3 separate regions of the Homo sapiens genome follow, and all the other regions are linked to region 2. The links are chromatin contacts, found by Hi-C or POLR2A ChIA-PET in ENCODE. All regions are on one chromosome and are shown on one strand. The core of a region is the stretch at or near the end of the contact, and the rest is flanking DNA. Distances in the headings are between cores, read along the strand shown. Region 1 has its middle 6.6 kb from the start of FCGBP. Region 2 holds the start of RPS16 (ribosomal protein S16). Region 3 has its middle 10 kb from the start of ACP7.

What was found. A loop is a pair of places that touch in the nucleus more often than their neighbours do. ChIA-PET counts read pairs that join two places held with the same protein, here RNA polymerase II (POLR2A). Pooled maps may share reads with other maps.
Region 1: a pooled map shows a loop between it and region 2 (4-fold over the local background). The contact joins the enhancer-like site here to the promoter of RPS16 in region 2. A Hi-C loop is called at or near these places in 1 of 37 single-sample maps with no recorded cell type and 7 of 50 pooled maps. POLR2A ChIA-PET finds 5 or more read pairs at or near these places in 2 of 52 experiments (HepG2 and Panc1).
Region 3: a loop to region 2 is called in a pooled map, with 6 times the contacts of the local background. The contact joins the enhancer-like site here to the promoter of RPS16 in region 2. A Hi-C loop is called at or near these places in 2 of 50 pooled maps. POLR2A ChIA-PET finds 5 or more read pairs at or near these places in 7 of 52 experiments (A549, HCT116, K562 and 4 more).

What each region holds. Positions count from the first base shown.
Region 1 is chr19:39,939,058-39,943,433 of GRCh38, forward strand. It overlaps the pseudogene PRR13P5. Among named protein-coding and RNA genes, the nearest start is that of FCGBP, 6.6 kb to the left of the region's middle. RefSeq lists enhancers at 2,612-2,691, 2,792-2,881. Within about 2 kb of position 2,279, at least 12 of the 41 ENCODE cell types and tissues checked have a DNase peak (open chromatin) inside an H3K27ac peak, as active enhancers do.
Region 2 is chr19:39,434,462-39,438,902 of GRCh38, forward strand. RPS16 (ribosomal protein S16) reads right to left here and starts at 1,488. Exons shown (of 5, transcript NM_001020.6): 1 at 1,387-1,488; 2 at 1,146-1,247. The coding sequence starts at 1,434. RefSeq lists enhancers at 682-1,261, 2,925-3,693 and a silencer at 1,642-1,741.
Region 3 is chr19:39,072,329-39,076,413 of GRCh38, forward strand. No RefSeq gene overlaps it. Among named protein-coding and RNA genes, the nearest start is that of ACP7, 10 kb to the right of the region's middle. RefSeq lists an enhancer at 1,119-2,318. Within about 2 kb of position 1,428, at least 9 of the 41 ENCODE cell types and tissues checked have a DNase peak (open chromatin) inside an H3K27ac peak, as active enhancers do; they include HCT116, PC-9 and Panc1, where a contact is called at or near this core.

The DNA.
Region 1 (4,376 bases), core at 1,029-3,528, 510 kb after region 2:
TTAATAAAATTAATATATATTTCTATTCTTTTATTTTCAACCTACCTATGTTGTTATATTTGGAGTAAAGTTTTTTGGAGACAGTATCTAGTTGGATCATTTTTTAAATCCACTCTACCAATCTCTGGCCTTTTATTTCATGTAAGGAGATAGACTATTTACATTTAAAGTAGTTATTGATATGTTTGGACTTAAGATTAACATTTTAATATTCATTTTCCATTTGTTCCATTTCTCATTCTTATTTTTTCTTGCATTCCTGTGAGTTACATGAGCATTTTTTAGCATTCCATTTTGATTCATATTATTTTCGAATACATAATTTGTAGAATTTTCTTAGCACTTGCTCTAGTACTACAATATACATATGTAACTGATTATAATCCAACTTATGAATATTTTACCACTTTGATTGAAGTGTTGAAACTTTACATCCATATAGATCCTTTTACCCTCCCACTTATACATATGCGTGTGTGTGTATACACATATAACTATTTTAAGTATTGTCTCTTCCTATAGACATCAGATAATACTATAATTTTTGCTTCAACCAACTACGATTTTTAAAAACTCATGAGAAGGGTAATCTGCTATAGTTATCACTATTTTTGTCCATTCTGCTGTTCTTCCTTCCTTTCTAAAGTTCTGAGCCTTTTCCTGTAATCATTTGGACTTTGGAGAACTTCCTTTAATCATTCTCTAAAAATAATTCTGCTGACGGCAAAGTCTTGTAGTCTTCCTTCATCTAAAAGCTTTTTATTTCTTCTTCATACCCCGTAGATAGTTTTGCTGCATATAAGATTCTCGGCTGGGCACAGTGGCTCACGCCTGTAATCCCAGCACTTTGGGGTGCTGAGGCGGGCAGATCACAAGGTCAGGAGTTCCAGACCAGCCTGGCCAACATGGTGAAACCCTGTCTCTAATAAAAGTACAAAAATTAGCCGGGCATGGTGGCGGGCGCCTGTAGTCCCAGCTACTTGGGAGGCTGAGGCAGGAGAATCACTGGGAGGTGGAGGTTGCAGTGAGCCAAAAGCACACCACTGCATTCCAGCCTGGAGGACAGAGCGAGACTGTCTCAAAAAAAAAAAAAAAAAGATTCTCAGCAGATAGTTATTTTCTTTCAGCACTTGAAGAGTATTGCTCCAGGCTTTCTTCTCCATGGTTTTTGATAAGAAATTTTTTGTCATTTGATCAGTGTTCCCTATAGACAATTTATAATTCCTCTCTAGCTGCTTCCAAGATAGTTTCATTGTTTGCCTTTGTTTTCATAAGTTAGTTATACTGTGTTTTGGCATGGAATCCGTCAGATTTATTCTGTTTAGCTTCTTGCATCTGTAGGTTTATGTCTTTTGCCAAATTTGGGAAGGTTTGGTCATTATTCTTCAAATATTTTTCAGCCCCACTTTCTTTTCTCCTTCTGTTAATCTGATAATACAAATGTTAGCTATTTTATAATTGTCCTGCAGGTTCTCTGAGCCCTTGTTAGTCATTTTCTGTTTCTCTTTTTTAAAGTTGATTGTCTCTCTGTTTTTTGGATTGGGTAATTTTTATTGTTCTATCTTCAAGTTCACTTCTTATTTCCTTTGTCATAGTTGCTCTGCTCTTGAGCCTTTCCAGTGAGTTTTTATTTTAGTTATTGTATTTTTCAGTTTTATCATTTTCATTTGATTCTTTAAGAACATACTTTCCATTTCTTTGGTGAGATTTTCTTTTCTTTCCCATCTTTGCAAGGAATTTCTACTTGCTTGGTGAAACATTTTTATGATGGCTACTTTAGATCTTTGTCAGATAATTCTAAAATCTTTCATCTCAGTGTTAGATTGTTGATTGGCTTTTCTCATTCAAGTTGTGATTTTTCTGGTTGTTCATATTATGTATGATTTTTAAATTATATCCTGGACATTTCTGGTATTATGAGAGGAGACCCTGGATCCTATTTAACTCTTCCATTTTAGCAGTCACTGTTTTTAGGTTAGCATGCAGGTCCTGGCCTACTTTTGTGTGCTATGATTCCAATGACAATTTAGTTTTCAGAGCCCTTGCATTATTATTCCGGTCTATTTCATTTGCCTGGTGCTGGTTGAGCTCATACCCAATTCCTGTTAGTACCACCAATGGAGGTTAAAAGCATTTTCTTGGGGCCTGCTTGGTGCTGCTACGTTAGGAGTAGGAGACACTGGCACAAAAGGGTGGAGAGTACTTCCCTGGGCTGCGTGGTGCCAGCAGGGCTCTTCCTTCATCTCTGCCATCCACTAGGGTGGGGAAAGCACCTACCTGGGTGCTTTCTGCCGCTGGATAGGGGGCTGGGGAGATGCTGGATCTAGACCACGTCCTGTCGTTGGGTGGGAAATTGAGAGATGCTGGGCCACTGAGATGTTTCTCGAGTTCTAAGGCCCTTGTCAGTTTTCCTTCTTTTTATCTTTCAGAGTCCTCTTAAGAATGTCTGTTATGTTATTCCAGGGTTTTTAGCAGAGAGGAGCCAGGAAAAATAAATCTATGTCATCTTGACAGAGATGTTACCATCATCCTGGCTTGTTGTAGTCTCCTAAGATAGAAATCAAGTGAGATTACCAGACACAGTATTAAAGAGAAAAAAAAAAAAAAGTTTGTTTCCGTTTGTGCAGAAGGGAGGTCAGCACCGTGAAAGGAAAAGGGTAGGCTGCTCCCCACAGGGAGCAAGTCGATCTGTCTTGTAGGGGTCCAGATGCCATGATGTGCCTGTCATCATGTGTTAACAAGGGATTTCTTGGCGCCTGCACAATGGTTCAACATGGTTTTTCATACATTGCATGTAATATTGGCATTTTAAATCTCTACCTCTGAGCATGATTTTTAGCATTGAAATAAGGAAATTATCACTGTAAGTTGAAACCTAAGCTGTTCCTGTGGCTTCCTGGGGAAGTCCCTAAGCCCCTAAAGCAGGAACTTGTGGTTAATAGCTTCTTGGGCCTCTGATGCTGACTGGCTGGAGGTTAGGTATAGAACAGGAATTAAAAGAAATAAAGAATGTGTAAGCAAAACTTAGTTGTATGTAAGAAAACCCAATTCCCCCTGAGGAAGAGAAAGAGCTGGAGTCCTTTAAAATTAACTGCCTGTTTTTCTATGGCTAGTGAGCCTTATCTCTCCCTTTCCCAGGCATTGTGAAGACTCTGTTTCTCTAGCTGTGCAGCTGTAAGATCACTAGACAGATAATCTCAAGTCGTAAAACATGCTGTTCCTTGAAAAAAAAATGATATAATGCATGTCTCAATTGAATGACTGTCTTTGTTTCTCACTTCTGTGATATGCTTCCCCCTGCACAGATCTCCCCCAGCCCCACGAAATGCTTAAAAGGTAGCTTGACTCTTTGTTCAGGGCTCAGTCCTTTGGATGTTAATCTGACTGGGTCGGTGCACCTGAATAATTAAATAATTCCTCCTCAACCCCACGGTCTCTCTGATTCCTTAATTATCCTGCTGCAGACAAGCTACAGCTTGAGTAAGGGGCTTTTGTTCTTTTTCACTAAACCACCTCAAAATAGGAAGCCAGCCAGCTGTCTCACTCCCAGCCAAGAGATTTCATTCTCCTTATTCTTTTTTTTTTTTTTTTTTTTTTTAGACCAGGAGAAATAACTTTATTTGAATAGGACCCGAGACAGCATATTGGGCTAAGGAGGAGAGGTAAGGTTCCAAAACCGCAGTCAAAGCTCATCAACCAAATGGACTCTACTTCCCAGCAACCTTGCAGTTAGTGCAACCAACAAAAGGCCTGCTGGGGAATGTATTTGCCACTAAATCCCCCAAGTATGCCAACATTACAAAAAAGATAGAGGTTTTTCATCATAATTGAATTTCCACAAACCTCCCCAATCACAAGTATTATAAGTGGAAGTAAAAAATCACATTTTACAGATCTCAAACTTGTCTTCAACATTTAGTTCATCATCTTCAAAAAATAGCTCCCCTGCCTAATTCATTAGCTATATGATCTCTCCAAGCAGCAACAAGATGGCCAGGCCATGGCAATCCTCTTCCTATTTCCCCTAGCCACTCAGGGCTCAACAGCAGGGTGAGGCTCAGGTGGAGGTAGGGGGTGGGGAGCACAAGGGCTACATTCCCCCAGTACAACGTGGCATCTGAAGCTTGATGGGAGAGCAGAACTGGTGGGACTTGAGGGAAGGGTCCAGGGCCTGTATTCAGTCAGAATCACTGCTGGAAGAGGAGGAGGAAGAGGAGGAATGCTTGTCATGCTTGTGGTACTTGTGGTGCTTTTGGTGCTTGTGCATCTTTTTATGAGCTTTCTTCATTTTCTTCTGCATCTTCTTGTCCACTATCACTGCTGGTCCAACCATGCCAGGAGCCAAGGGATTCACAGGAGGGATTCCAGGGGCAGGC
Region 2 (4,441 bases), core at 238-2,737:
ACATACAAATCCTTCAAATACAGTGACAGCCAATAACAGTAACATTCAACATCTGCTACACAAAGGAAATCTCAGAATTTTTATTAAATTCTAGGCCAGGCATGGTGATCACACCTGTAATCCCAGTCCAGGCAGAAGGATCACATGAGACCAAGGACCAGCCTGGGCAATAAAGTGAGACCCCACGTCTACAGAAAAATATTTCTCAAATGAGCCAGGCGTGGTGATGTGCCTGTAGTCTTGGCAACCGAAAGGCTGAGGTGGGAGGATCTCCAACTCAGGAGTTTAAGGCTGCAGTTCATTAGGATTGTGCTATTGCACTCCAGGGTAGGTGACAGCAAGATACTGTTTTTAAAAAAGAACCTTATAACTCAAAAAAAATTTTTTTAACTGACCCTGCAATGTAGATATTCTTTCTTTTAAAAGTAGTAGAGTTCAGAAGGGGCAGAAATCAGACTCTGGTTTCTTTCCATTCTGAGCCAAAGAAATTGAGAGTCCCAAAAAGGGAACAGAGGAACCCCTTTTACAAGCAAGCATTTAAACAGACCCAAATTCGGCCGCACACGGTGGCTGACGCCTGCAATCCCAGCACTTCGGGAGGCCGAGGCTGGTGGATCACCTGAGGTAATGAGTTCGAGACCACTCTGGCCAATATGGCGAAACCCCGTCTCTACTAAAAATACAAAAATTAGCCGGGCGTGGTGGTGCATGCCTGTAATCTCAGCTACTCAAGAGGCTGAGGCAGGAGAATCGCTTTAACCCGGGAGGCGAAGGTTGCAGTGATCCGAGATCGCGCCACTACACTCCAGCCTGGGCGACACAGCGAGACTCCCTCTCAAAACAAATAAATAAAATAAAAAATAGTCGGTGTCCCTTCACCCTTTGGGTCCCCCCGCCCCAGTGAGGTGAGCTTCCTAACATCCCAGTTCTCAAAGCAAACCCTTAATCTTCAACAACCCCATCTCAGCTTTTACATCTTCTGAACCCCAAGCCCAGCTCTATTGCCAAATACCCCACTGTTCTACACCCAACACAACTTCTAAACATCCCGTTGCTGATGCCAGCCCCCCCAGCTTTCAAGAGCTACAACATCTCTGTCTCCAAGAGTCCTCCATCCACTCAACGCCGGTGCCGGATCCCAGCACCTTGTACTGTAGCGTGCGCGGCTCAATCATCTCCAGGGGCCGCCCGTTCACCTTGATGAGACCATTGCCGCGTTTGCAGTGCGCCACAGCTGTCGCTGTCTTCTGTAAGATACAAGAGAAACAGGGGCCCCGTGAGCTCCGGCTCCAGCTCCCATGTTACCCCCTAGATTCCTGCCCACCGACCTCTCCCAGACCCTGGCCTTCTCCTTCCCCTCCCCTTCCCATCCGGCGTCTGGCTCACCTTGCGTCCGAAGACCTGCACAGACTGCAGCGGGCCCTTGGACGGCATGGCTCCGAGCGTGGACTAGACAACCTCACCGCGCGGCGCCGCAACCGGAAAAGGAAAGCTAGGGGCCACCCTGGCCGCTTTTCAGGGTCTGCGCAGGCGCCTTGAGCACTGCGTCGCGACGGGAGAGAGCTTTACGGCTTCTGTTGCGGCTAACGGGCGGGGCGTCTGGTCAGCGGCGGGAAGGCCCTTAGGCGCTCAGAGCGGGCGGGCCCTGTGAGGCGGAAGTGGCGGGCTCTGTGGGCGGAAGGGGCGGGGCCTGGGAGTGTCGTGTGCGGACTGAAGGGAAGGCTGCGGGAGTGTGCTTCGCGTCCTCTGTAGTCGACTACCGCAGCTCTTCTTTGCATTCTGGCTCTTTAATAATCTCCCTTCGCCCTTTCTTTAAATCAGTTCCCACCCTCCCAACACCTGTAATCTTTCTCCCCTCTGGACTCCCTCCTCCCCGAATCCCCCGCATCAGAATCTTCCTTTGGAATCTACTGCAAGAAATCTGGCTGGATTCTCAGATTAAGGACTTCCAGAATCCTATCCTCCCTAGAATCCCCCTCCTTGGGGATCCTCTCCCAGAATCCTTTTCCCCTCAGAGCCCCTTCCCCTCAGAATCTCCCTTTCACCAGAATGTCCTTCCTTTCAGTTTCCTCTTCCCAGAATGTTTCCCATCCTTCTCTCAGATGGCCAACCCCAAATGTCCCTCTTAAGAGTGCTCAACTTAGACCCCCCTTTTCCCTGAATCTCCCTCCATTCGGTCCTCGTCCCCTCAGTCACCCTTCCCAGAATCTTTCTCTTGTCAGGACCCAGTACCCCTGGAATCTCCCTCCTCCAGAATCTCCCTTTCCCGGCAAATCCCCCTTTCCCGGCAAATCCCCCTTTCCCAGAACACCCCGCCCCGCAAATCCACAAAAACTTTTCTCTCAGAGACCCGTCCCTCAAAATCTACCTTTCTCCTGAGTTTATTTCCCTTCCGAGACTCCTCTTCCCAGCAACTGCCTTCCCTGGAGTTTTCCCTCCGTTAGAATCCCCCTCTCCTAAGAGACCCTCCCCCAAGAATTAACCTCTTCCCCGTCCCCACCCTAGAATCTCTCTCTTTTTTTTGAGACGGAGTTTCGCTCGTTGCCCTGGCTAGAGTGCAGTGGTGCGATCTCGTCTCACTGCAACCTCCGCCTCCCGGGTTCAAGAGATTCTCCTGCCTTAGGCTCCCGAGTAGCTGGAATTACAGGCGTCTACCACCACGCCCTGGTCGTTTTTTGTATTTTTAGTAGAAATGGGGTTTCACCACGTTGGCCAGGCTGGTCTCGAACTCCTGACCTCAGGTGATGTGATCCGCCTCAGCCTCCCAGAGTCCTGGGATTACAGGCGTGAGCCACCACGCCCGGCCGAATCTCTCTGTTTTTTGTTTTTTTTTTTTCTTTTTTTTGAGACAGAGTCCTGCTCTGTCGCCCAGGCTGGAGTGCAGTGGCATGATCTCTGCTCACTGCAACCTCTGCCTCCCCGGTTAAAGCGATTCTCCTGCCTCAGCCTCTTGAGTAGCTGAGATTACAGGCATGCACCACCACGCCCGGCTAATTTTTGTATTTGTAGTAGAGACGGGGTTTCACCATATTGGCCAGACTGGTCTCGAACTCCTGACATCAAATGATCCACTCATCTCAGCCTCCCAAAGTGCTGGGATTACAGGCGTGAGCCACCGCGCCCAGCCCCTAGAATCTCTTTCTCCAGAATCTCCCAGTCATCTTTTTCCTCTCCCCCAAATCACCCTCCACTTAAGCCTCCTCCCCACAGAATTCTCCATCCCCAGCCCCCCAACCCCACCTGAGGAACCCCAGGATTGGGTTGTCCTCTGGTTCCCCGGCAGATGTCCCTGCGTCTCACCCCATCAAGAGTCTCCCCAGCGAAGAGGTTCCTCTCTCAGAGCTAGAGGGAGCCCACAGTTGCCTCAGTTTCTCTGGCAGTACAGGGTCTGGGATCCAGGGTTCAAAAGGGCGTCGTGGTGCACCTTGCCAAAGAGGGTGGAGACAGGGAGACACTGGAGGGCAGGTCTGGGGCCAGAGGGAAAAGCCAGCCCGGAGTCCAGCTCTAAAAGGGTGAGGGGGGAGGGGGCTGTTGGGAGGGAGGAAGGAAGTACCCAGAGGCTGACCGGGAGGGACACAGACACAGCCCAAAGAAATGTAGGCACAAGTGGAGAAGAAGAGAAAGATGAAAGGCCAAGGGAGAAGAGGAGGAGAAAAGGGAGAGACCAGGACAGTCAAGAGATGGACCCCCAAAACAAGCCCAGTGACAGATTTAGAGGCAGAGAGGCCAACCCTCAGACAAAAAAGAGATAAAGGCAGGCATGATGTTTCCAAAATACTTGAGACAGAGGCCAGGTGCAGTGGCTCACACCTATAATCCCAGCACTTTGGGAGGCCAAGGCAGCAGGATCACTCGAGCCCAGGGTTCAAGACCAGCCTGGCCAACATGGTGAAACCCCGCCTTTACTAAAAATACAAAAATCAGCTGGGCATGGTGGCAGGTGCCTGTATCCCAGCCACAAGGGAGGCTGAGGCAGGAGAACCGCTTGAACCCGGGAGGCGGAGGTTGCAGTGAGCTGAGATGTCGCCACTGCACCCTAGGCTGGGCGCCAGAGCAAGACTCTGTCTCAAAAATAAATAAATAAATAAACTCTGTCTCAAAAATAAATAAATAAAATAAAATAAATAGAGCAGAGACCTCAAATATTCACTTGCAGACACAGATAAAGGCTAGCACAGGTGTTTTCCAATGAAGACACAGGCAGATGAGAGGATGCACACATTCTACCTGTACTTTTTCTTTTTTTTTTTTTAAATTGAGATAGAGTCTGTGTCACCCAGGCTGGAATGCAGTGATGCAATCTGAGCTCACTGCAACCTCCACCTCCCCGGTTCAAGTGATTGTCCTGCTTCAGACTCTGGAGTAGCTGAGATTACAGATTCTCCTGCTTCAGACTCCTGAGTAGCCCAGATCACGGGCCTCCACCACTATGCTTGACTAA
Region 3 (4,085 bases), core at 178-2,677, 360 kb before region 2:
AGCCTAGGCGACAGAGCAAGACTCTGTCAAAAAAAAAAAAATAATAATAAAATAAAAATAAATAAATAGTTGGGCCAATATTTATAAGAGCTCATGTTTGTTTGAGGGTTTAGTCTGTCCCTGGCCTCAATTCCGGATTTTATGGAACTGTTATGTCCACCTGATGATACAGTGATGCTTGGAGGCCACGTGCAGTGGCTCACGCCTATAATCCCAGCACGCTGGGAGTCCAAGGCAGGTGGATCGCTTCAGCCCAGGAGTTTGAGACCAGCCTGGTCAGCAAGGCGAGACTGTGTCTACAAAAAATTTTTAAAAATCAGGTGGGTGAGGTGGTGTGAAACTGTAGTCTCAGCTACTAGGGAGGTTGAAGTGGGAAGATCACTTGAGTCCAGGAGTTCGAGGCTGCAGTGAGCTATGATCATGACACTGCACTGCAGCCTAGGCAACAGAATGAGACCCTGTCTTAAAAAACAAAATACATGGCCAGGAAGGGTGGCTAACGCCTGTAATCCTAGCACTTTGAGAGGCCAAGACAGGTGGATCACCTGAGGTCGGGACTTCGAGACCAGCCTGACCAACATGGAGAAACTCCGTCTTGACTAAAAATGCAAAATTAGCTGGGCGTGGTGGTGCATGCCTGTAATCCCAGCTACTCAGGAGGCTGAGGCAGGAGAATTGCTTGAACCCCGGAGGCGGAGATTGCAGTGAGCCAACATTGCGCCATTGCACTCCAGCCTGGGCAACAAGAGCAAAACTTCATCTTAAAAAAAAAAAAAAGAAAAGAAAAAAAGACAAAAACAAAACCATGCTGGGAGATGACACAGGACCTGAGGCCTGAAATCCAGGATGAGATGGCAGAGGGATGAATCGGAGACAGTGGGGCCTGGTGGTTAAGGCCAAGTGTGCAGAAAGGAATGAATCTCAGGTTTTTTGTTTGTTTGTTTGTTTGTTTTTTGACACAGAGTCTTGCTCTGTTGCCCAGGCTGGAGTGCAATGGTGCAATCTCAGCTTACTGCAACTTCCACATCCCAGGTTCAAGAGATTCTCTTGTCTCAGCTTCCTGAGTAGCTGGGAACACAGGCGTCCATCACTATGCCTGGCTAATTTTTGTATTTTTAGTAGAGACAGAGTTTCACCATGTTGGCCAGGCTGGTCTCGAACTCCTGACCTCAGGCGATCCACCCGCCTTGGCCTCCCAAAGTGCTGGGATTACAGGCATGAGCCACCGCACCTGGCTTAGCTATTCTTCTTACTGACAGTGTGATGTCAGGTAAGTGAGCTCACTCCTCTGAACCTCAGTTTCCTCTTCTGTAATACAAAATGGGACCATGTGAAGTGGTGAGGAATCCATGCAATCATACACGGTTCACAGGAAGCCTCCAGTGAACTGGCTGTGGCTGTGATTATGAGGTGAAGTGTGGGGTGGGCTGTCCTGGGTCCGTCACAGGAAGCCTCCACATCTGAGAGGGTGAGTCACTCTTCCTTCCTGCTGTAATTTGAAGCAGGGTGGCATCTCTCGGGAGGTGAGCTGTGCCCTGGGCATGCTGCTCACCTCCGGTGGCTCACAGGTCCCCTGACATGTGACATCATATGCAGTCAGGATGAAATCATGGAGCTCAAAGTTTGGGATGAAAGGAAATGGTTCTGCTGGGAGGCGGAGATTGCAGTGAGCCAAGATTGCACCATTGCACTCCAGCCTGGGCGACAGAGTAAGACTCGGAAAAATAGAAAAGAAAAAGGAAAGAAAAAAAGAAGGAAAGAAGGAGGGAAGGAAGGAAGGAGAGAGAGAGAGAAACGAAAGAAGGAAGGAAGGAGAGAGAGAGGAAGGAAGGAAGGAGAAAGAAAGAAAGAGAAAGAAAGAAAGAAAAGAGAGAGAGAGAAAGAAAGAGAGAGAGAGAAAGAAAATGATTCTGTGCTCTCCTCCTCCTCTCAATCTCAAATTCTAGGGTCCAGCACTTAGCCGGGCAGCAAGAATGGGTTCATGATCCCAACAGTCATTAGGATTCATCCATGTATTTGATCATTTAATAAATCCTTACTGCACACCTGCTATGTGCCAGACAGCCAACATCCCTGCCTTCCTGGAGCTGTTAGGAAGCTGGGGCTGATAGCTCCAGGGGAGATGCTAGAAAATAAACATAATAAACAAGTAAATATTACAGTCTGTTAGAAGGTGATGAATGCTATGAAACAAATATTAGCCAGGGTAAGCTTAGGGCAGGGGTCAGCAAACTACAGTCGGGTGGCCAAATCCAGCCTGTCATTTGTTTTTATACAGCCTACAACCTAAGAATGGTTTTTACTTTTTTTTTTTTTTTAAAGACGAAGTCTCTCCCTGTCACCCAGGCTGGAGTGCAGTGGTGTGATCACTTCTCACTGCAACCTCTGCCTCCTGATTTCAAGTGATTCTCCTGCCTCAGCCTCCCGAGTAGCTGGGATTACAGGCAAACACCTCCATGCCCAGCTAATTTTTGTATTTTGAGTAGAGACGGGGTTTCACCATGTTGGCCAGGCTGGTCTCAAACTCCTGAACTCAGGTGATCTGCCTGTCTTGGCCTCCCAAAGTGCTGGGATTATAGGCATGAGCCACCATGCTTGGCCTAGTTTTAACTTAAAAAAACTTTTTTTTGAGACAGGTTCTCACCTCTGTCACTCAGGCTGGAGTACAGTGGTGCGATCATGGCTCACCACAGCTTCAACATCCCGGGCTCAGATAATCCTCCCACCTCAGCCTCCCAAGTAGCTGGGACTACACGCGTGCACCACCACACCCTGCTAATTTTAGTATTTTTCTAAGAGATGGGGTCTTGCTGTATTGCCCCAGCTGGTCTCAAACTTCTGGACTTAAGTGATCCTTCTGCCTCAGCTTCCCAGAGCACTGGGATTACAGGCATAAGCAACCATGCCCGGTTGATTTTTATGTTTTTTAATGGTTGGAAAACAAAAACAAAAGAAAAATAATATTTTCTGGTGTATGAAAATTATATGAATTTTGGCTGGGCGTGGTGGCTCATGCCTGTAATCCCAGCACTTTGGGAGGCTGAGGCGGGCGGATCACCTGAGGTCAGGAGTTTGAAACCAGCTTGGCCAACATGGTGAAACCCCATCTCTACTAAAAATGCAAAAATTAGCCTGATGTGATGGTGGGCACCTGTAATCCCAGCTACTCGGGAGGCTGAGGCAGGAGAATCGCTTGAACCCGGGAGGCAGAGGTTGCAGTGAGCTGAGATCGCGCCATTGCACTCCAGCCTGGGCAACAAGAAAGAAACTCCATCTCAAAAAAAAAAGAAAAGAAAAGAAAAGAAAATTATATGAATTTCCAATTTCAGTGTCTGTAAGTTTGTTTGTTTTTTGGAGATGAGGTCTCACTATGTTGGCCATGTTGGTCTTGAACTCTTGGCCTCAAGCAATCCTCCTGCCTCGACCTACCAAAGTGCTAGGATTACAGGCATGAGCCACTGCGCCTGGCCTCCATAAAGTTTTACTGGAATACACCCACACTCATTGGGTCCTGTAATGTCTGTAGGTGCTTTTGTTTGATGACAGAGTCCAGTAGCTGTGACGGAGGCTACGTGGCCTGCAAATCTTAAAATATTTAATATCTCGCCCTTTACCAAAAAACTTTTGCAGACCCCTGGCTTGTGGGGTGGGGAGTAGTGTGTGGAGGTGGATTGTAATTTTAAATTAGTCAAGGGGAGGGCTGCCTGAGAAAGTGTCATCTGGGTAAGGCCTGAAGGAAGGAGAGAAGGGGCTACATGGGCACCTGGGGAAGAATGTTCTAGGTCGAGGGAACAGGCAATAAGAAGGCCCTGAGAAGTGGGGACATGACTAATATGTTCAAAGAACAGTGTAGAGGCCAGGTGCAGTGGCTCACACCTGTAATCCCAGCACTTTGGGAGGCCGGCGTGGGCGGATCACTTGAGGTCAGCAGTTCAAGACCAGCCTTGGCAACATGGTGAAACCCTGCCTCTACTAAAAATACAAAAATTAGCCCGGCATGGTGGCATGCACCTGCAGTCCCAGTTGCTCGGGAGGCTGAGGCAGAAGAATCGCTTGAACCCAGGAAGCAGAGGTTGCAGTGAGCT